Linked DNA regions of Mus musculus: region 1 is linked to region 2. Evidence: chromatin contacts called from ENCODE Hi-C or POLR2A ChIA-PET data. All regions are on one chromosome and are shown on one strand. Each heading gives the region's core, a stretch centred on a gene start or an enhancer-like site at or near the end of the contact. The rest is flanking DNA. Distances are from core to core; before and after follow the strand shown. Region 1 overlaps Pvt1 (Pvt1 oncogene). Region 2 has its middle 290 kb from the start of Pvt1.

The links. Hi-C counts contacts between places; a loop is a spot of excess contacts on that map. ChIA-PET counts read pairs that join two places held with the same protein, here RNA polymerase II (POLR2A).
Region 1: a map of adrenal gland shows a loop between it and region 2 (2.1-fold over the local background). The contact joins two enhancer-like sites. A Hi-C loop is called at or near these places in 2 of 37 maps with a recorded cell type or tissue (adrenal gland and heart). POLR2A ChIA-PET finds 5 or more read pairs at or near these places in 1 of 5 experiments (Patski).

Annotation. Positions count from the first base shown.
Region 1 is chr15:62,227,490-62,232,721 of GRCm38, reverse strand. All of the region lies in intron 2 of Pvt1 (Pvt1 oncogene), which reads right to left. Among named protein-coding and RNA genes, the nearest start is that of Pvt1, 190 kb to the right of the region's middle. Within about 2 kb of position 2,686, at least 1 of the 3 ENCODE cell types and tissues checked has a DNase peak (open chromatin) inside an H3K27ac peak, as active enhancers do; it is heart, where a contact is called at or near this core.
Region 2 is chr15:62,327,114-62,332,489 of GRCm38, reverse strand. No RefSeq gene overlaps it. Among named protein-coding and RNA genes, the nearest start is that of Pvt1, 290 kb to the right of the region's middle. Within about 2 kb of position 4,046, at least 2 of the 3 ENCODE cell types and tissues checked have a DNase peak (open chromatin) inside an H3K27ac peak, as active enhancers do; they include heart, where a contact is called at or near this core.

The DNA of each region.
Region 1 (5,232 bases), core at 1,437-3,936, 98 kb after region 2:
GGATGATCTCACAGTAAGGCAGGCAGGGACTTCTCTTTAGACTGTGAGTGTATCAGTAGCAGAGAAATACCCTTATGAATTATACAGTAAATAAAATGAACATTCATATATGATACATATACATCCCTATATATACTTAATGCTTATATGGAGACACATATTTATACATACATACCATACACACACACACACACACACATATATATATAGGTGTATACAAATGCATACTTATATTCACATACATGCAAGCATAGACATTCTCCCAAGTTCCCCACCTCCCATACAACTTTTTTAGTTATTTTTTATATAACCTCTATTGTAATGCTATTATAACCCCAAATCTCAAGTAAGGATAACCCAGGCATGGAAGAAATGAGAGCTTGGACTAAAGGCACTTATTGATCAATAGCAGAAACCAGGTAGGAAGACAGGCAACTAGCTACCAGAACCCAAAAGTATCTGTCTACTTTCTGATGGCAATTCTGTAAAAGCCCATGCTGGAACCCCACAAGCCTGCGAGTTGCTTTTTCCTGATTCTTTTCCTTTCCCTACTTATACCACCCTGTGTTCACCCACAAGTGGTTAACATATCACCCCTTGCCCCAAATCTGAAGGTAGTTGTTCATGCTGTAGCCAGCTACTCAGCAGAATGCAAACCAGTCAAAGGGTATCTATCATGCTTGCTGGATTTTGTTTTCTTGTCCCACAAAAGCCAGCTATTTCCTTCAAATTGATATCAGTCAGGTCAGGAAGTTTCTTTTTCCCTAAAATCCATTGTGTGGGGGAAGATCAGAGGGTCTCCTGGCTGCCAGATCATCATGGAGAGATAGAAGTTGGCTGTCCTTGGTCTTGCCATGTGGCCCCTCTGAGGCAGCTCAGTTAATCGCTAATATGGTACATTTTTACCTATCAAGGGACATCCTAAGCAACATGACACCCATCAAATTACACATGATAAGCATCACCAATCCGAGTGTCTCTGCTTTGCATCAAAGGCACCTAAGAATCTTATACGACTTTGTTCTGTCTCATAAACCCACTGCTTGTAGTGCCTGACAGGCAAAAGACCATACCTGTTTCCCAGCAGCGATCTTTCCAGTAAAACAAACTCTTCTAAAAGGGGATGTGTGTGGGGGGGGGGGGATCATCAGAGGGCACTCCACCTCATTTTCCTGTCGTAGATTAAATGTTAGGGCTTATAACAACGGGATGAATTGATAGAAGTATAATATTGTGTGTGTCCAGTGTGGGTTGTAGAAGCTAAAATAAAGACCACCACAATGCCTATGCTCTAACCCCCCAAACCTGGGAATGAATACCAGGTTACATGGCAAATGGGTATTTAGGAGGCAAACCGAACTAAAGCTGTTGATTTGTTTAAAATAAGGAGATGATTCTGGATGATTCTGGTGGCCCCAGTTATGATCACGGGGGCTTCAAGGAAAGGAAGAAGAAAGGGCTGGGGTTGTAGTTCACTCAGTAGAGGGCTTCTTTATTATGTACAGAGACCTGAGCTTAATCTCCAGAACCAAATAACTGAGCATCGTGGTACACATCTGTAACCCCAACACTAGGGAGGTGGGGACAGGGAAACAAGAAATTCAAGGGCATATGATAACAACGCTTATTCTTCACCCTCCTGGCAGCTGGTCACCTGGGTGTTGGCTGATGTAAGCAGGGCTTGTGGAAAGGTATCTACATTACACTCCATCACCAAAGGCCCCTTCTTACTGTGACCGTGACAGAAGAGAAACCTTCCACACATTCCGTTCTCCAATTGGGTGATAAGACTATGCTTCCCATAGAGCACAAGAAGTCACATGGCTAAGTTCAAAGTCAAGGAAGGAAAGTACATTGTGTCCAACATACTATGCCAGCACGGAAAAGGTATGACTGCAGTCTTATGGGGGAAGGGTGTGTGTGTGTGCTGCATGCGGTATTGTAACCACCAGTTCAAGCAACCACAGGCAATCAGTACTGTCAATATCTCACAGTACAGATGAGGAGGCTAGAACAAAATGAATTATAATTTCACCTAAATCATACTACTAGTATATGAGTGAACTAGCATTAGAAGTTGTGATGGTCAGTCTTAATTGTCAACTTCATGAGACCTAGGAAAGCCAAGGAAATAGGCTTCTGGGTATATACAAGGAATTCTCTTGACTGGATTGCTTGAGGTTTATTGATCCATCCATTGTGGGTAGCACGCTTGGATTAGAAGCAAGGCCTGAATGAGAAGGAAGAACTACAGATTGGATAGACGCTTCACCATGCAAGTTCTCATTGCTGTGATTTCCCTACTTTGATGGACCGCAACTTGTGTTCTGAAATAAATGTTCTCTCTAGTAAATTAGTTTTGTCAGAGCATTTTTTTTAAACCAAAGCAATAAGAGAAGAAGCTAAGACAGAAGGCAAGTAGGGAGATTGAGAATGATGGCTAAGAATTTACTTCTGCTAATGAGTAGAGTTAAATCTGCATGACACTAAATGTTATTGAGTCTGCGCATTGAGTCGGTGCATTGCTCTGGGTGGCAAAGATTCTCAGAAGCAAAGGAACAATACTCCAAAAGAGGAAGCAAGCCAATGGAAAGGCAGCCAGCTTGAACTGTTGCTTTCAGTGAGGCCACAGTCTCCCTTCCAGGCCTGGGGCCAAGAAGGTTCCGTGACTTTCCAGGGATGATTGTACAGCAAGTCCAACATCCAGATAGAGTCAGCTCTCCGTGGCTATAACAGGGCCAAATGTGCTTCTTCCCCATCTCCAGGGGCTGAATCTTCTGCTAAGGCAGGCTGGCTTATAAGGCCAGCACCTCTCTTCCTTTGACAATGGGAGGTCAGAAGGAGGTAATGAGGTGTAGAAGAGTTGAGGAAGAGACAGAGTCGTGGACAGAGCTGTGCCTGGGCACTGGAAGGCAGTTTGAGAGAGAATGGAGCCCTGGAGTGAAGTAATCCTCAGAAGCAAGCCTTACTGAGAAACTCTGTTTCAGAGCACCCAGTTGGATTTCCTGGAAAGGATCAGAAGCCGTCTCTGGGGCCTCTTTAGAAAGCTCACAGGGCGGGAAAGCTGAGGGTAGGACTCAGCAGTATCTCCACATGAAAAAGCACCCACTGTCTGGAGGCTCAGAACGACCAGAGAACCCAAAATATGAAGAGACTTTGAATACTGTAGCTTGGGTCAGGAATCACCAAGATCTCTACATAACTTGGTCCTACAAAGAATGTCAGTGGCTACTGTGACTTAAGGTAATGACACCTTAAGGCTGAACCAAAGGACAGGGGCTTCCCTCTGAGTCTAACAGCAACTGGACTCTATTCCTTCTCCCTGTCAACAGGAATAAAGGTCATCCTATCCCTGGGAGCTTGCTCCCTTCCATCTACTCTTACCTGAGAAGAATATGGTAGCATTTTATTTAAACATGGAAACTTCCCCAACCGGTTTATGACAGTCCTAAACATCCTGTACCGGATAAATAGCATTGTTCCCACACTGGCCAAGGCTCAGTGAAGTTAGTTTGCTCACAATCACCAGCTAAAGAACTTACAGTTCAACTCAGGTCTGCCAGATTCCTAACCTCTACTTCCTTATGTTTTGCCAGGTTGCTATCTTTGCATCCAGGGCATAGACTGAAAGAGAGATGGGACCTTTGATTCATGGATGAGCAGGCGCTGCTGCTGACAGCCACTTAGAACATTGTAGAGGGCTTAAGAGCAAGCATCCCAGAGCCAATTGAGCTTCTGAATCTTGCTTTTACCATTGAGAAATCTAGACAGGAGGGTGGAACACAGCAGTTAACCTCTCTCCCTAAGATGCTTCATCTGAGAAATGAATTCTACAATATCAACTGTACCATGGCAGTCAGATGAGGATAAAATAATTTGGTGAGAAGGAAGAATTGATGACAGTTCCCAGCACATAGAACAAAAACAGTGCTATCGTGTCTTGTTTTGTTGCTATGACTGCAGTTTAAACATGATCTTGGTTCCGGGACTCAGCAGAACTTAGGAAATTAGTCTGAACAGGTTAGAGGGTGCGCCAGAGAACCGGACAGCTTCTGGGACGGGCGGAAGCACAGAGCCGCTGAGGCAGCAGCCTGGGCGGGCCGCAGACAACCGGCCACCATCCGGACCAGAGGACCAGAGGACAGGTGTCCGCCTGGCTTGGGAGGCGGCCTCAGCCTCAGCAGCAGTGGTCGCCATCTGGGTTCCGGGACTCCGCGGGACCTAGGAAATTAGTCTGAACAGGTTAGAGGGTGCGCCAGAGAACCAGACAGCTTCTGTATGATAAAAACTTCAAGTCTCTGAAGAAAGAAATTAAAGAAGATCTCAGAAGATGGAAAGATCTCCCATGCTCATGGATTGGCAGGATCAATATTGTGAAAATGGCTATCTTGCCAAAAGCAATCTACAGATTCAATGCAATCCCCATCAAAATTCCAACTCAATTCTTCAACGAATTAGAAGGAGCAATTTGCAAATTCATCTGGAATAACAAAAAACCTAGGATAGCAAAAACTCTTCTCAAGGATAAAAGAACCTCTGGTGGAATCACCATGCCTGACCTAAAGCTTTACTACAGAGCAATTGTGGTAAAAACTGCATGGTACTGGTATAGAGACAGACAAGTAGACCAATGGAATAGAATTGAAGACCCAGAAATGAACCCACACACCTATGGTCACTTGATCTTCGACAAGGGAGCTAAAACCATCCAGTGGAAGAAAGACAGCATTTTCAACAAATGGTGCTGGCACAACTGGTTGTTATCATGTAGAAGAATGCGAATCGATCCATACTTATCTCCTTGTACTAAGGTCAAATCTAAATGGATCAAAGAACTTCACATAAAACCAGAGACACTGAAACTTATAGAGGAGAAAGTGGGGAAAAGCCTTGAAGATATGGTCACAGGGGAAAAATTCCTGAACAGAACAGCAATGGCTTGTGCTGTAAGATCGAGAATTGACAAATGGGACCTAATGAAACTCCAAAGTTTCTGCAAGGCAAAAGACACCGTCAATAAGACAAAGAGACCACCAACAGATTAGGAAAGGATCTTTACCTATCCTAAATCAGATAGGGGACTAATATCCAACATATATAAAGAACTCAAGAAGGTGGACTTCAGAAAATCAAACAACCCCATTAAAAAATGGGGCTCAGAACTGAACAAAGAATTCTCACCTGAGGAATACCGAATGGCAGAGAAGCACCTGAAAAAATGTTCAACATCCT
Region 2 (5,376 bases), core at 2,797-5,296:
AGAATTAGGAAAAGAGAGTTAATTTGGAAGCTGTAAAGTATAATAATTATTTTTTGCCCCAGATATGCCCAGTAGTACTTCATAATGTTATGTCCGCAAAAAGCTGAGTGCAGCCACCCTTACCGTGAGTTTGGGTGCACGATCTGGTGACTACTCGGAGATAAGTTAATTAACAACCCTGGACTTTGAGCCCTGAAATGCTGTCAACTAAATTCCTGTCACATTTGTACTTAAGCTGTTGATCTGAACCGAAGTATAATCTCTCCAATTCATGTTAGTCTCTACTGTTTCATCCAGCTTTTATTCCTCTATACCCATCTGATAGCAATGTTTCTTATGTCTCTTTAAGTAATTTGCTCAATTCTGAACATCATTGCAAATATAGTTTAAGTAATACTGTATAGACCACTAATATTGTTCTAATATAGACCTGAGTGACTCTTCGATTCTTTTCTCTGGAGTGAGTGCTGAGCATACATGCTTTTAAATGTGCTAGGCAAGAGCTCTCCCAGTGGTGTGTTGCCAGCCTCTTTTAGGAATATGAAATATTACATGAAGTTATAAAACAGGGGACAGATAGAACCTGGAAGAGGGACTTTTGTGAAATTCATCCTAATATATTTTCTGTCCCTCCCCTCCCCCCAAGGCACATGAAGCCTCTTTAGATAAAACATAAATTGGAAAGAAAAAAAATGAGCAGGCATAATTATCAGTAAAAGTTGCTTTCCCATAGTGACTCAGAACATATACACGTATTGATGGCATATAACTGTGCCACTGCCCCACACTGCCCCAGCTGCTGTTGCCTCTGCTACTGTCTGTTGTATTTCATTTCATTTTTGGACTGTAGGTCATGAACTATTAACTTGATTTTACAACCCAATAACCAGGCCATGCCCCACAGTTGGAACTCACTAGGCATGAAGAACTTAGAAAAAGTTTTTCCACTCTTAAACTTCAGTGGCTGGTGATTCTCTAGCTTCTGGACAAATGATTCTTAATCTGAGGGGCAATGATGTGTAGTACCATAAGGGTGGGATGCCTTCAAGATGAGCCAAAAGGAGGCTCTGGGTCAGCAGGGACCACAAGAACCCAGGGATCCTGAGTAAGTCAGTGGATCATGCTTGCCAGCAGGGTTTGCTCTGGAGTCATGCTACCTAGGCAGAAATGTTCATTGTACCAGTATAGCTCAGGTTATATGGGTTCACTAGTTAATTTGTCTAAGTGTCAATAAGTATGCCCTTTGAAATTAAGGTCTAATCATTGGTATTCATCCTCCAAGGTCATTAGTGGCAAGAAATAAAAAGTATATCGTGAGCTTAAAGCTAGAAACACAGGAAGGCTCCGTAGTGATGATACAGGGGAAGATAGGTTTTGGGGGTTTTTGGGTTTTTTGGGTTTTCTGGTTTTTGGTTTTTGATTTTTTTTTTGTTTTGTTTTGATTTGATTTGATTTGTTGTTTTTTACTGCTTCAAGGTAGCAAGTTTTCTCTTCAGCAAAAGATATCTGTCATGTTCTTCCTTCTATCCTCTACATTTAGTTGCCTAGCAATCTATGTATTCATTTGGAAGTCAAGTACCTTGTAGGGCAGGCTGATCCTAAACTTACCACTCGGTCAAAGATGACAATGAACTCTTGACCCTCCTTCCTCCCCCTCCCAGAGGCTGAGATTGAAGGCCTGTACCACCACATCATCTCACATTCCATTTGAATAGAGACATGAAAGTTACATTACTGTGCGTCCTTCCCCACTCTGTTGTCTTTACTCCCTCACATCCTGAGCCTCACGGTTGTGAAGAGTAGCAAACTCTATCTGGAGAAGCTGCTATGAAACAATGAAGTTTAAAAAAGAAAAGTGTAAGACATAATAAGGGATGAGCAAGGAAGAGTGGCAGGGGGACAGTAAGAAGTGCCCTAATATTATCTAATCAGTGCAGAATCAAGAGTGTTGGGCAAAGCCAAAACTGCATATTCCAGGAATTATTGAAGAACAATTCTAAGTGGTATATGAAATATCAATCACTGTTAGATCATCTGACAGTTACTTTAGCTGTGCAGTGTGGCTATAAAATTCAGGCCCTTGCTTAAAAGTTCTGGCAAGACTGGGTGTGTTCATTACTCTTTAGCATACCTGTGCAGGTGTGCATGTATATGCCTATGTGGGTGTGGATGTGACTGTGTGTACATGAGTATATGAGTGTGTATTTATGTGTGAACAACTCTGTGTGTACCTGTGTGTGTGCAAGTGTGTGTGTGTGTGTGTGTGTGTGTGCGCGCTGAATATGTTGGGCTAAAGAAGTTAGTTCTGATCTGTGTGCCACACAATATATCAAGGTGAGGGGACAATTAGGACAAGTCCCTACACTCCAGGGACCTAGAACAAATCTGTGTGTGTGTCTGTCTGTCTGTCTGTCTTTCCAGCTCCCTTCCTTGTTTACTGAGCTCTTACTATGGAACAGGCACTGAGTATGCACATCATTTCACTGGTTCCTAATCCACATTGTAGCAACTACTCAAAGGCTCTTATTCCTATTTCTAAGTCTACCAGATGTTAAAAGGCAGAGTACAACTTAAGTCTCTGTTAAAAGAATCTCCCAGTTCTACTTCCACAGGCTAATAGCGGTTGATAGTAAAACCATCTAACAAGACACGGATGTCAGCCACATAGCTGCTGCTGTATGAATAGGGTAGGAGCCACACCTGAGTTTGGATTCTTGCTCAACATGTAGTGACTCTCTGTGTGTGTGTGTGTGTGTGTGTGTGTGTGTGAGAGAGAGAGAGAGAGAGAGAGAGAGAGACAGAGAGAGAGACAGAGAGAGAGACAGACAGACAGACAGACAGACAATCAGAAAGGCTGATGATATAATGGTATATTTGGGAAACTATTTAAGAACACATAGAGGCCTACAACCCTGAAAGGACATCTGTTTCAATCCCCTTACTTTATAGTTGAGAATATCAACACTATGTAAGAACAAGGGCACAAGAACTCCCTGCCTGAACTCCTCAGGGAGAGATTGACACCAGTAGGACCCCTGGTTTCTGATACCCACTTAGCTCCTTGCTTTTTCTGAGATTTCATTCCATGTCACAGGCAGGCTTTCGACTGCCCTTCCTCAAATCAAAGGAAATATCTGTTCCCCACCAAGCAGATTCTTGTGAAAGAAATCTTGTGAAAGCACCTCTCATCTGTTTTCCCTCTATCTGTGCATTGATGGAGGTCAAGTGAAGGTCAGGGAATGCCCCGATGACTGGACTTCTGGGTCTCCACACCCAAGAATGCAGCCAAGCTTCAAATAAATCAGACTGCGAGCAAGAATTCAGACGGGCTCCCCCAAGTTCCAGGCTTCCTTTTCCTGGTAGAAGTCATCAGCTGTCTTGTTGCTAGGAGACCAGTGGAGGTGGAAAGTAAAATAGCCATAGTTTTCTAACTTATCTGAAAATGCAGTTTGTCTTTGCTCCCTTGGGGGTTCAGCTTCCTTAAGAGCAGGCTATCACAGCCAGGCAGAGAGAGACCTTTCTTCCTTCCTTCCTCTCTTTCTTTCTTTCTTTCTTTCTTTCTTTCTTTCTTTCTTTCTTTCTTTCTTTCTTTCATGAAATGGATAGAGCTTTTCCTGGGCATAGAGTGTCATACAGCAGAGACCAGGGAGCTGCCAATTACTGATGCAATGTTTGGGAAAGAGTTGCTGAGCACACATGACTCAACAAAATATGACAATTTGCGTCCCTATCTCTTGGAAAGTTGTACTTATCAGAACCAATAAGAGCGGTGCGGTCAGTAAGCACACGGAGCTGTATTTATCATGAGGGAATTGAGTAGGAATTAAAGCCCCGAGGATTGTGAGTGGAGGAGATGATTTGAGTCACTATCTGTCCGGGACTTTCCTTTTCGGTGGCATTCCAATAGCACAGACCTCACCCTGGCAAACCATAGCATTGCTCAATATTAAAAACATTTGCCTGGAATGCAGGACATGTGAACTCAGACACCCCCTACAGCTTCACAGTGTGATCCCAGCATGCTGCATTCACTGTAAACACCACGGCTTTCAGGAGAACAAGGACAGTGCCCAGAGGTGACACAAACCACAGGCAGAGAGTGTGGCAACAAGAACCTTCCCAGCCTTCGCACAGCACTTAACACCACCCCACTGATGACCCTGGCAGAGATGGAAAGGGATCCCATGGGAGGAAACCAGTGCATTCTTTTACCCTTAGAAGAAAGTAAGAATGGAAACTGATTTCCTCTTTCTCTGGTGGTGTGCTTGGTTGTCTGAAGCAGAAAAGTATAACTGAAAGGAAGGAAGCAAGGAAGCAAGGAAGCAAGGAAGCAAGGAAGGAAGGAAGGAAGGAAGGGAGGAAGAGAGAGAGAGAGAGAGAGAGAGAGAGAGAGAGAGAGAGAGAGAGAGAGAGAAGAAAAGAAAAGAAAAGAAAAGAAAAGAAAAGAAAAGAAAAGAAAAGAAAAGAAAAGAAAAGAAAAGAAACGAAAAGAAAAGAAAAGAGAAAAGAGAAGGAAGGGAAGAAGGGAGAAAACAAGGAAGGAGGGAGAGAGGGAAGTAAGGGGCCACACAATTTACTCCCAACAAACGTTAGGAGAGTAAATAATGAGGTCATCAAACTCCCCATCCTTTTCTTGTCTAGGGATCCTCCCAGTTCAGCTGAGACAAAGTAGCAACCCTTGTTAAACTTGCTAAACTGTGAGTGAGAATATAACTCTGCATACTCTAAAGCCTATTTAATCTGTGCAGTGTCTGCCAGAGCTCAGGGGTTTGCCAGTGCAGGGCTAAAGGCAGACACAACATTTCTGACTGACTACAGCAGGTCACTGCCCACCCTGCCCCCACCACCACTTTCAAAGTCAGAAGAGAAACTCTCCTCACACACTGCTGACTGCTCAGGCCAGCTGTCAAAGACGATGTCCACTCTTTCACACAGGACAGCAATTAGCCAAAATCATCCCAAATTGCTGCCACTGAAAATCTCTAATTGCCCATCGGGGTTTGTGGTTTTGTCTACAAAGAGAGTCATACAGAAGGGGCAACTAAAGGGCTGTGCAATGAGGGTTTCTAGGCAAGCTTAAGCATGCGTCTTCCGAAGCAGAGGGTCAAGCTCAGGAAGACGAAAGACATAGAATGTAAAGGTGACCTTTATAGTCTCAAACTCTGGAGGAAGTAGAGAAGCATGAGGTCAGAAGACAGGCTCATAATCCCACTGACATTGGCAGATCCCAGCACAGTGTTGGTTGTAGACTATGTGACATAGTCACTATATTTAAGGAAGAATCAAAATGTGGCGTCAACAGAAGAAGTGTCACTTCTGGAGTTCACTCATACCCATCATATATGACCTTGGGTAAGTCAAGGCTTCCTCCTGGGA